Regions from separate parts of the Homo sapiens genome. Here region 2 is linked to region 1. A link is an interaction called in ENCODE POLR2A ChIA-PET data of the cell type or tissue named here. Cell type or tissue: Panc1. All regions are shown on one strand.

Evidence for each region. Peaks named below come from ENCODE experiments on the same cell type or tissue, not always from the same donor. Only the 100,000 strongest peaks of a DNase experiment are listed, where the experiment ranks them.
Region 2: POLR2A ChIA-PET joins it to region 1 with 5 read pairs; 5 of 35 experiments call an interaction of 5 or more read pairs at or near these places.

What each region holds. Positions count from the first base shown.
Region 1 is chr1:92,921,419-92,926,418 of GRCh38, forward strand. The region is part of intron 1 of DIPK1A (divergent protein kinase domain 1A); the gene reads right to left. Among named protein-coding and RNA genes, the nearest start is that of DIPK1A, 38 kb to the right of the region's middle. In Panc1, no CTCF peak of the experiment used is centred here; a DNase peak (open chromatin) is centred at 2,412; H3K4me3 peaks cover 293 bases.
Region 2 is chr1:92,838,611-92,843,610 of GRCh38, forward strand. RPL5 (ribosomal protein L5) reads left to right here. Exons shown (of 8, transcript NM_000969.5): 7 at 1,941-2,029; 8 at 3,156-3,314. The coding sequence ends at 3,255. It overlaps DIPK1A (divergent protein kinase domain 1A), which reads right to left. Exons shown (of 5, transcript NM_001006605.5): 5 at 3,557-5,000. The coding sequence ends at 4,773. SNORA66 (small nucleolar RNA, H/ACA box 66) reads left to right here and starts at 2,109; the gene lies at 2,109-2,241. In Panc1, no CTCF peak of the experiment used is centred here; no DNase peak of the experiment used is centred here.

The DNA of each region.
Region 1 (5,000 bases):
TGCAATGTGTTGCAAAAAAATTGACATAAGTATAAGGTAGCATATATAGGCTTACTAATTAGAAAGGAGAATTTGCTAGTCGGGAGTAAAACAATAAGACAATTTGCTACATCCTAAGTGCTTTTGAGGACAGGAGGACGGTGGGACCTGAGGAACCTGGCTCAGTGGGAGAGCAACTGTGCGTCAGTCTTGGGCAGGACATCTCTGGAGTGGAAGTACTGTCTGGAGAAAGACCAGCTCCTCGGAGTTGGGCAGTAGGTAAGAACAGGATCCAAAGTGAAGGCTAAAAGTTTGATCCTGCCTCTATTTTCAAGTACCAAACCAGGGTAGTCAGTAAGATAGTGAAAGCAAGTCATCTATAAAAGGTACAAGGAAAGGGACCAGGAGTTCTATCCTCAGCCCTTGGCTCTCCACCTAAAGAACAATTACCTGGAAAGCCCTCAAGCTTGAAGGTCATCAGAATGTGCTCTAATTGTTTGCCTCAGATTGGAGGTTACTGCACAAAGAAATTAAGACCTCACATTTATTTATTTATTTTTTTTTCCTGGTAGAGCAGTCACAAAGAACTTAACGTCTGTTTTTAAAATTTAAGAATTTTAAATCTAAAAAGGTTAGTATTTTAAATGTTCCTTTTTACATTGTTTAAGCTAATACTACTATTTAAATAATATTTATGTTCTCTAGTTTAACTGTTTAATTAAAATCTTAATTGTTTTTGGCTTTCGTTTCACTATTTTGTATGCCCTTTTGCTTAGTTAACAGCATTTTAATCAATTTTCCTTTATCTATAGTTTTATTGAAAAATACATGCTCATTTCAAAAGTAGAAGATTTGAAAATCACAACTTAGTAGTCATTTAATTTTTTAACATTTGAAATATTTCTTTTCAGTTTTTTTGGAGAAATTTTTCTTTTCTTTTTTTTTTAGCATTATTGTACTGTAATCTTATTTAATTGAACTTCTGGATCTTGTGGTAAATAATGCCTCAGGGAGAGGGTTTTCCAGACGAATTATTTGCGCCCAACTACACAATTTCGTCCGGGGAGAATAACTCATGAGGGAACTGTTTGCTTTTAAGTGTAATCCAGATGCCAACACGACACACATTTCTGCAGACTCATCCATGGACACGGTTCAATCAATGCGGTTTGCTAAGATGAGGATTCTAAGAACTCGGGAGGGCCCTATACTTGCTGGCAGTCCTCTGGAAGTCTGAAGGTGTTTAGTAACATAAATCCTATTCTTAAGTTCATTTTGATTTGTCTTTCAGTCAATTAAAACTTTGTTCATTTGTTTTAGTTCTCCAAGAAGGCTATGTGCACAGCATATTTTGAACCCTGGCATACATGAATGTCTGTAACCTTCGAGAATGAAACAAAATGCAGCCAGTACAACACTCTCTAGTCACAACCTTTTCCCCTGAAAACTTTGGCTCACAAGTTCTGGCACTGGTGCTGTAGAAAAGTCTGTCATCCATAGCTACCATCTCCCTCACAGTTTTCATCTCCTTTTTTTTTTTTCCTCTGCATTCTGAGAAAATTTCTCAAATCTGTTTTCCACATCATTGCTTCAGTACACCTCAGGGTGAATCCTGCTTTTAACACTGTCTTCAGTTTATATCTTCACTGCTATTTCATGTCCAGTTTACCTGTAGCTTTCCATGCTTATTGTTCCCTTTTCATCTCAGCCTATTTGCTCCTTATACTTTTTGTGTATGTATGTTTGTTTTTGTTTTTTTGAGATGGAGTCTCACTCTGTTGCCCAGGCTGGGGTGCAGTGGCACGATCTCGGCTCACTGCAACCTCTGCCTCCTGGGTTCAAGTGATTCTGCTGCCTCAGCCTTCCGAGTAGCTGGGACTATAGGCGCCCACCACCACGCCTGGGTAATTTTTGTATTTTTAGTAGAGACGGGATTTCACCATATTGGCCAGGCTGGTCTCGAACTCCTGACCTTGTTACTGCCTGCCTTGGCCTCCCAAAGTGCTAGGATTACAGGCATGAGCCACCTCACTCAGCCTGTTCCTTATACTTTTATACTTCAGTTCCACAGAGGCTATATCTTCCTGAATCAACTAAGGATGCTAGAAAAGTTTCAAAATTTCTTACATTTCTATAATAAATAATTTTCAGAGAGTTGCTCTTCCTCTAAATCTTCATAATGATGTTCCCTTTGTTCTGAAAGTTTTATAAGTCCCATATTGCTATGTGATCTCTCATTTGAGGATGAGGAAAACATCTAGACCTGGTATTTGACAACAAACAGGTATATGAACCACCACTGGCCCCATTCTGTCAACATATGTACTAGTGGAATCGTCTGCTCTAATCTACAGCTGCATAGTTGATGAGCATAACTTCTAATCTAATTCCCAGTGTCTTAACAGGCTTCCATCTGGGGCAGGTCTGCTAAACTCAAATCCAACCATCAGGCTTAGTGTTACACAGAAATGATGGAATATTTCGAAACAAAACAAAACAAAACAAAAACGAAACTACAATCTCCAGCATATTACTTGAGACTCTTTTCGTTATTAGTCCATGGAAAGTCTATCTCTAATTGGCTTCAACTGAAACAGAATTTAGGGACTCAAATAACATACCTCTCCATTTATTTAAATCTTTTTAAATTTCTCTCAGCAGTATTTTATACTTTTCAGTGTAGAGGTGTGCATGTTTGTTAAATTTATTCTTAAGTATTTTTGATGCTATTAAAAGATAATTGGTTTTTAAATCTTATTTAAGTAAAAACAGTTAATTTTTTATTGCCCTTGTATCTCAAGACTTTGTTAAATTTACTTATTGTTTATAGTAGTTTTAAAATTGATTCCTCAGGATATTCTACTATATAAATAATCTGAGAATAGGGAGCTTTTACTTCTTCCTTTTTAATCTTTTTTTTTTTTACTTCTCCTTGCCTTATTGCATTGGCAAGGACATTCAGAAAAATGTTGAGTAGAAATTTTGAGAATGGTATCCTTGCCTGTGTAGCACCCAATTCTGTCGCTGTTCAGGGCGCCACTATATAACCCGCACGGATCAAGGGGAACTGAAAAAAGAGGGAGTGAATGCGGGAATAGAAGACAAAGACAAAACAGTATATTTGGAAGAAGGAGTCAGGGGGCACCTTGCCTCTAGTGGACAAGGGCCCTGAGCTCTACACAGCCCTCCGTATTTCTAGGCAAAAGAGATAGTGAGAAGGTGGGTGGAAGAAGGGGTCAGCTGCTCGGTCCGGAGTAGGCTTTCAAGACTGCATTCTTCGAACAACAGGCTCTAGATGTCGCAGTAGATAACGTCGGTGTCAGGGAGTGATTGAGTCCAGCAAATCTTCTGTCGGCAGGAGCACTTGTGAGTTTGCTCATATCCTGCATTCATGATAAACAGTTTGCTGTTTGATCATATAGCTTCCAGTGGAATGCTGAGTTGGTCATGTCCCATGGGCCTTCGGCTCCCTGCACTTGCCTTGTTCCAGATATTAAAGGCATAGTCCTCAGGGGCTTATTACTAAGAATGATGTTAGCTGAAGTCATGTTGTAGATGCCCTTTATCAGATTGATGAAACTATCTTCTAATTCCAGTTTGCTGGATTTTATTTAAGCCCCATGCTGATTTTGGTCAAATGCTTTTTCTGTGTCTATTGAGATGGCCACATTTCTTCTCCTTATCATTAATGTGGTGGATTACATTTATTTATTTTCAAATACAAAACCAATTTTATATTCCTGGGATAAAACCCACTTGGTCATGTTGTATTAATCCTTTTATTTATAGCTGGATTCAATTTGTTAATATTTTGTTAAACAGCTTTATGTATGTTCATAAGAGATTTTTAACTTTTCATAATGTCTTTACTAGATTTTAGTATCTGAATTATACTAGCCTCACAAAATTAGTTGAGAAGTTATTTCTTCTTCATTTTCTGAAGCTGTTTGTTAGATTTTACAGTGTCTTTCACAAATGTTTGAGAATTCACTTTTGATACTCTCTGGGCCTGAAGTTTTCTTTGTAGGAATGTTTTCTATCACAAAGTGAATTTCCTTGACACATAAAAGACTATTCAGTTTTTTGGGGTTTTTTTGTTTTTTTGCTTTTGTTTTTGAGACAGTCTCGCGCTGCAACCCAGGATGGAGTGCAGGGGTACGATCTCGGCTCACTGCAACCTCCACCTCCCAGATTGAAGCAATTCTCCTGCCTCAGCCTCCCGAGTAGCTGGGATTACAGGCATGCACCACCATACCTGGCTTATTTTTGTATTTTTAGTAGAGATGGGGGGTTTCACCATGTTGGCCAGGCTGGTCTTGAACTTCGGACCTTGTGATCCACCCTCCTCAGCCTCCCAAAGTGTTGGGATTACAGGTGTGAGCCACCGTGCCAGGCCAAGACTATTCAGTTTTTAAATTTAATTTTGTGTCAGTTTTGGAAAGCTGCATTTTTCCAGGAATTTGTTTCATCGAAGGCATCAAATTTATTGGTGTAAAGTTGTTTTTAGAATTCGATTATCTTTTTGAAGTTTACAGATACATAATCATGCTCCTCCTTCATTATCAGTATTGGTATATAATAAGCTTTTTCTAGGCATTTTCAATTTTTTTGATCTTTTGAAAAAATCCATTTTGGTTTTGTTTATTGTCTCTGTTGTCTATTTTCTAATTAATTGATATCTGCTATTGTCTTTACTTTCTTCTTTCTTGGGTTTAATTTGCTTATTTTTTTCCACCTTCTGGTAACTTAAATATTACATTTTAACACTTCTTCCTTTCTAATATGAACAATTAAAGCTATAAATTTCTCTGTAAGCAGTGCTTTAACTGCATCCCAAAAATGCTAACACATTTTTTATTATCATTCAGTTCAAAATATTTTCAGAAATACACTATCTAATTTCCAAATCTTTGGGGGTTTTCCAAATATCTTTTTGTTACTGACTTGTATTTTAATTCAACTGTAATCAGAAAACATACTCTGTTAGATCTCAATCTTCTAAAACTTATTAAGACTTGTTT
Region 2 (5,000 bases), 83 kb before region 1:
CCTCCTGTGTGCCTGCTGAAATCCTGTGCAGACATCTGATGTGTCTCCAACAGGAGGTGGTCTTTACCTCAATTCAGGCATTATCTACATGTCTGCTTGTCTGACGTCTTGGAAGGAACTGGGTTGCTTAGATTTGTTGAATGACTATATATGAAGTCATCAAATGGATTTGTTATTTGTTAGTGAACAGCTAGCTATAATAGAGTGCTAAAAGAGGTAGGGAAATTAACTTTCAAAATGGGTATAGGTAGTTGAGGTTTCAAATGCAGTGAGCATTTTTGCATTATTTTCCTTTAATAATCTTTATGCAAATGCATGTAGTAATCACATCTCCACATTGATTGAATAATTTTAGAGACCTGGATTACTGTGACATAGTCTGTAGTGGGCTATAATTATTAGATATTCAGAGAGTTGCAGCTTTTTTTTTTTTTTTTTTTCAGTGAGTTTTAGAACAAAATTGCCCTGGCGGGGCATGGTGGCTCACGCCTGTAATCCCCGGACTTGGGAGGCCGTGGTGGGCAGATCACCTGATGTCAGGAGTTCGAGACCAGCCTGGCCAATATGGTGAAACCCTGTCTCTGCTAAAAATACAAAAATTAGCTGGGCATGGTGGCTCACTCCTGTAATCCCAGCGACTCGGGAGGCTGAGGCAGAAGAATTGCTTGAACCCTGGAGGTGGAGGTTGCACTGAGCTGGGATCGCGCTACTGCACTCCAGCCTGGGCAACAGAGCGAGACTTCATGTCAAAAAACAAAAAATTGCCCAATAAAATATCTGATCGGTTGGCTTTTCAGGAAAACTTCTGACATCTTTCTGGTCTAGAGGCCTTATATTACCACTAGATACTAGGGATAGATTGGTGGTAGTGAAAGACAGAAGAGAGGTCCTTGGTACATAATGCTGGGAATTACTTTTAAAGGCCTGTGAGATAAAGATGGAAAACAAAAGTCTAGGGATTGTGGGATGACAGATGAATTTGCTTGTTGGCCTGTGTCCAGTCCTTGGTCTCAGTTAAGCTATGTCAGTGTTGTGACTCTTGGTCCCATACGTTCATCATCTTAATATCTTAATACTTTTGGCACTTGTTCTTGAATGAAAGAATCTAGGTCAGACAGTATTTAAAATGAGAAGCGCAATATTTGTTTCTGCAGACAAAAATTTGATTTAGAGTGACTCAAGAAGTGTGGCTGAATTTCTCAGAAGTACATGCAGATTTTTCTTTTTGTTTTCTTACTTTTTTTTTTTGAGGCAGGATCTTGTTCTGTTTCCTGGGCTGGGGTGCAATGGCACAATTATAGCTCATTGCAACTTCAGACTTCTGGGCTCAAGCAATTCTCCCACCTCAGCCTCTCGAGGTAGCTGGGGTTATAGGTGTGCACCACCATGCCCTGCTAATTTTTTTTTTTTTTTTTTAATTTTTGGTAGAGATGAGGTCTCATTCTGTCATCTAGGCTGGGGTCCAGTGAGCTGTGATTGTGCCACTGCAGCCTTGACCTCCTGGACTCACGTGTAGTCCTGTAGCTGGGACTACAGGTGCATGCCACCATTAATAATTGCCACCTGGCTAATTAGTTTTTTTATGGAGACAGGTCTCACTGTGTTGCCTTAGCTGGTCTCAAACTCCTGGGCTGAAGTGATCCTCCCACTTCAGACTCCCAAAGTGCTTGAGATTACAGGCATGAACCACCACACCTGGCCTGATTTTTTTCTTGAGTAAGATGGAGTTCTGTAGTGATAATTCACATTGCATAAGGTGAAAATTGGGAATTTGTTAGGAAAAGGTGAGTTACATTTAGAAGTTAAAGTGTTTACCAACATTGATTTAGTTTAGTTCCTTTTGAGAATCTGGCTTAGAAGGACAAGATAAGTTATGGTTGCATTAATATAGTAGGGCACATGAAATGAAACCAAGTACTGTTTGCTTTCCTTTGTTTCAGATGGAGGAGATGTATAAGAAAGCTCATGCTGCTATACGAGAGAATCCAGTCTATGAAAAGAAGCCCAAGAAAGAAGTTAAAAAGAAGAGGTATGTCGTCTTTTTTTTTGTCTTTTCAAGAAAACAGGTTGGGAATGGTTCCCACGTGGGGCAGACTGTTGGTGTAATTGTGCAAACTCGATCACTAGCTCTGCGTGATGTGGCAGAAGCGAAGGGAACCAGGTTTGCAAAAGTAACTGTGGTGATGGAAATGTGTTAGCCTCAGACACTACTGAGGTGGTTCTTTCTATCCTAGTACAGTCTAAGTACTGGTTACTGCATTTTTTTATTGGCTGACAAGTTGCTTTTTGTTGATCTTTCATGTTTTGATCTTTAAATGGAATAGAAAGTAATACTTAATGAACATGTAAGCATAAAGTGATGTGATGGCCCACAAATACAATGTATAGTAATTAAATCAATGTATTTAACATATTCACCTCAAATACTTAACACTTTGTGGCAACAACATTTGAAATTTATTCTCTTAATTGTGAAATGTACGATATTCTATATTCATCATGCTGTGCAATAGAACTAAAAACAAAATCATACTCCTCCTGTTGGAGATTTTATACTTGACTATCATCTGCCCATTCTTTGCACCCACCAGCCTCTGTAACCACCATTCTGCTCTCTGCTTCTGTGAGTTCCATTGTTTTAGATTCTATATGAATATGAAGTATTTGTCTTTTTGTGCCTGGCTTATTTCACTGAGCACAATATTCTCCACTTCATTCATGTTGCAAATGACAGAATTTCCATCATTTTTAAAGACTGGGTAATAATCCATTATGTATATGTATACCACATTTCCTTTATCCATTTATCTGTTGCTATTAATATATAGTGCTGCAATGAACATGGGAGTGCCACTCTCTTGGACAAACTGATTTCAAAACATTTGGGCAAATACCTAGAAGTGGTATTACTGAATCTAACATGTCTTCTATTTGACTTTTGGCCCTATGGTAGTAGGACATCACAGAAGTTGGGGTTTGGGAAAGTTAGCTTAAGATCATACATAAGTAAATGTATTTGAACTTGGATTATTTAACCTTCTGATTGCAAAGTCTTAAATATTCTCTATCAAAATTAAATTTTATTAAAATTTTAAATTAAATATTCTATTCTCTTCAGTTATAGTTTAAAAAATATATATTCCTATCTTTTGTAGGTGGAACCGTCCCAAAATGTCCCTTGCTCAGAAGAAGGATCGGGTAGCTCAAAAGAAGGCAAGCTTCCTCAGAGCTCAGGAGCGGGCTGCTGAGAGCTAAACCCAGCAATTTTCTATGATTTTTTCAGATATAGATAATAAACTTATGAACAGCAACTATTTCTGTGTTAAGCTCTTATTCTTATGAACCTTATAGGAAATACCCTGAAATATTTTGGAAAAGCAAAGGAGTTGACAGGTTTTTTTCTCCAAGAAAACAAGTGTAACTAACTTTTTAAGAAAAAAAGTTGTTATTTCTTGGGCTTCTGTTTTACCTGACAGGAGTCATTATCCCTTATGTTGTATGATGAACAGCTCTCCCTAAAAATTTGGCAAGCAACAGACCAACCATCAGTGGGAAATATTTCTTCCATCCATTTATTATAACCAGATGATGAATGGGAAAAGTACCTTAAAGTAAACAAAACTGGTGCTAATCCATGGCGTTGAAGGAAAGTTTTGAGAGAAAGCTGTCCAGTGATGGTCACATAGATTTTTAACATGTTCCACTTTAGGTAGGCGAAACCTTTGAGCAGAAAATAGTGGTTCTTTTCTCCAAAAGGTGTTTAATTTTATGGAGATGTTGAAAGGTACATGCCAAATCTGAGTATACGTGTGAAAATAATATGAAAGAGGAGCAAATACTAAACCTTGTATATCAAGTTTACATGGGGAAAAAAACATTAGATAAATAAATACATTTACATGCCTCTTTAAGAAATAGCCCTTTGGCCCACAGGATATACTGTTTGAAAATGGAAAGTTATTACTAAAAAGTCTGCTATAATTTATTTTAGTCTTGCACTTACAGTCCCACTTTCACATAGTTCAAAATCAGGATATGTGGATCTTGATTGGGCCTTAAGATGTCAGTTTTGAAGGGCTCAGTCAGCTGCGTGATACTAAGATGGGCCCTTTGAATCTTTAGGAAAGTTCATCCATTTTTAGTCAATAAAATTGGTGTACTGTCAAGTATAAGATTTCTTGAAGTAAGCCACTTGAACCATTGTGAAGCTACACATAACTTGATGTCTGAATGAGGTTAAAAATGGGTGTATAAGTCTTTAATACAGTAAACCATGCTATTAACCCAACATCTGTTTTATAAAGAAGCAAGTTTAACCTGCTTTGCAGTCTTAATTTCTGTTAATGTGCAAACTTTACCATGCTAAGACATTAGTAAATTTATAAATTTTCTTGTTGAACAGCAGCTTCAATGCAAACACAATGCTTCCAGCATTGGTATTTTGGCTAAGGTAAATCTACAAATCACTCACTGTTGATGTTTATGGAATGAAGCTTTTCACAGCATTGGTTTTTAAAGTCAGTCAAAATAGTTACACAATGAATGTACTTCGGAGATGTAACAGGGCTTCTAAAAGGGCAGGAATGACATCTTGGGGACCTGTTGATCCTACACCTGCCATTACTTCAGTGATCACATACTGATGGCTTCTCAGGCCTGGGGGGAAGGAGTTTTGTGTAACTGGCCGGAATTTGAAGCCATTTTTTTTTAATGCTCAAAATTGTTCTTTAAAAGTGGCAGGTTTCTTAAAATGGTAATTATGTCCAAATGAACTAAGAGTCATTAGTGTAGGAAATTTTCTTCCACAATAATGTTTTTAGGTTATTTAGTATCAAAGAATGTTCCATTTCCATTTGATTTGCTGTGACTTTGAGAGCAATACAAGAATAAAGCTGCTTTTCTAATTCTTCACGAATTTCACTTGGAGCACCACGCAGTAGGTAGTCTTTGAGTAACTGACAAGCTTTTGCCAAGTTTGGTTGTATCACTTCTGAAGTACA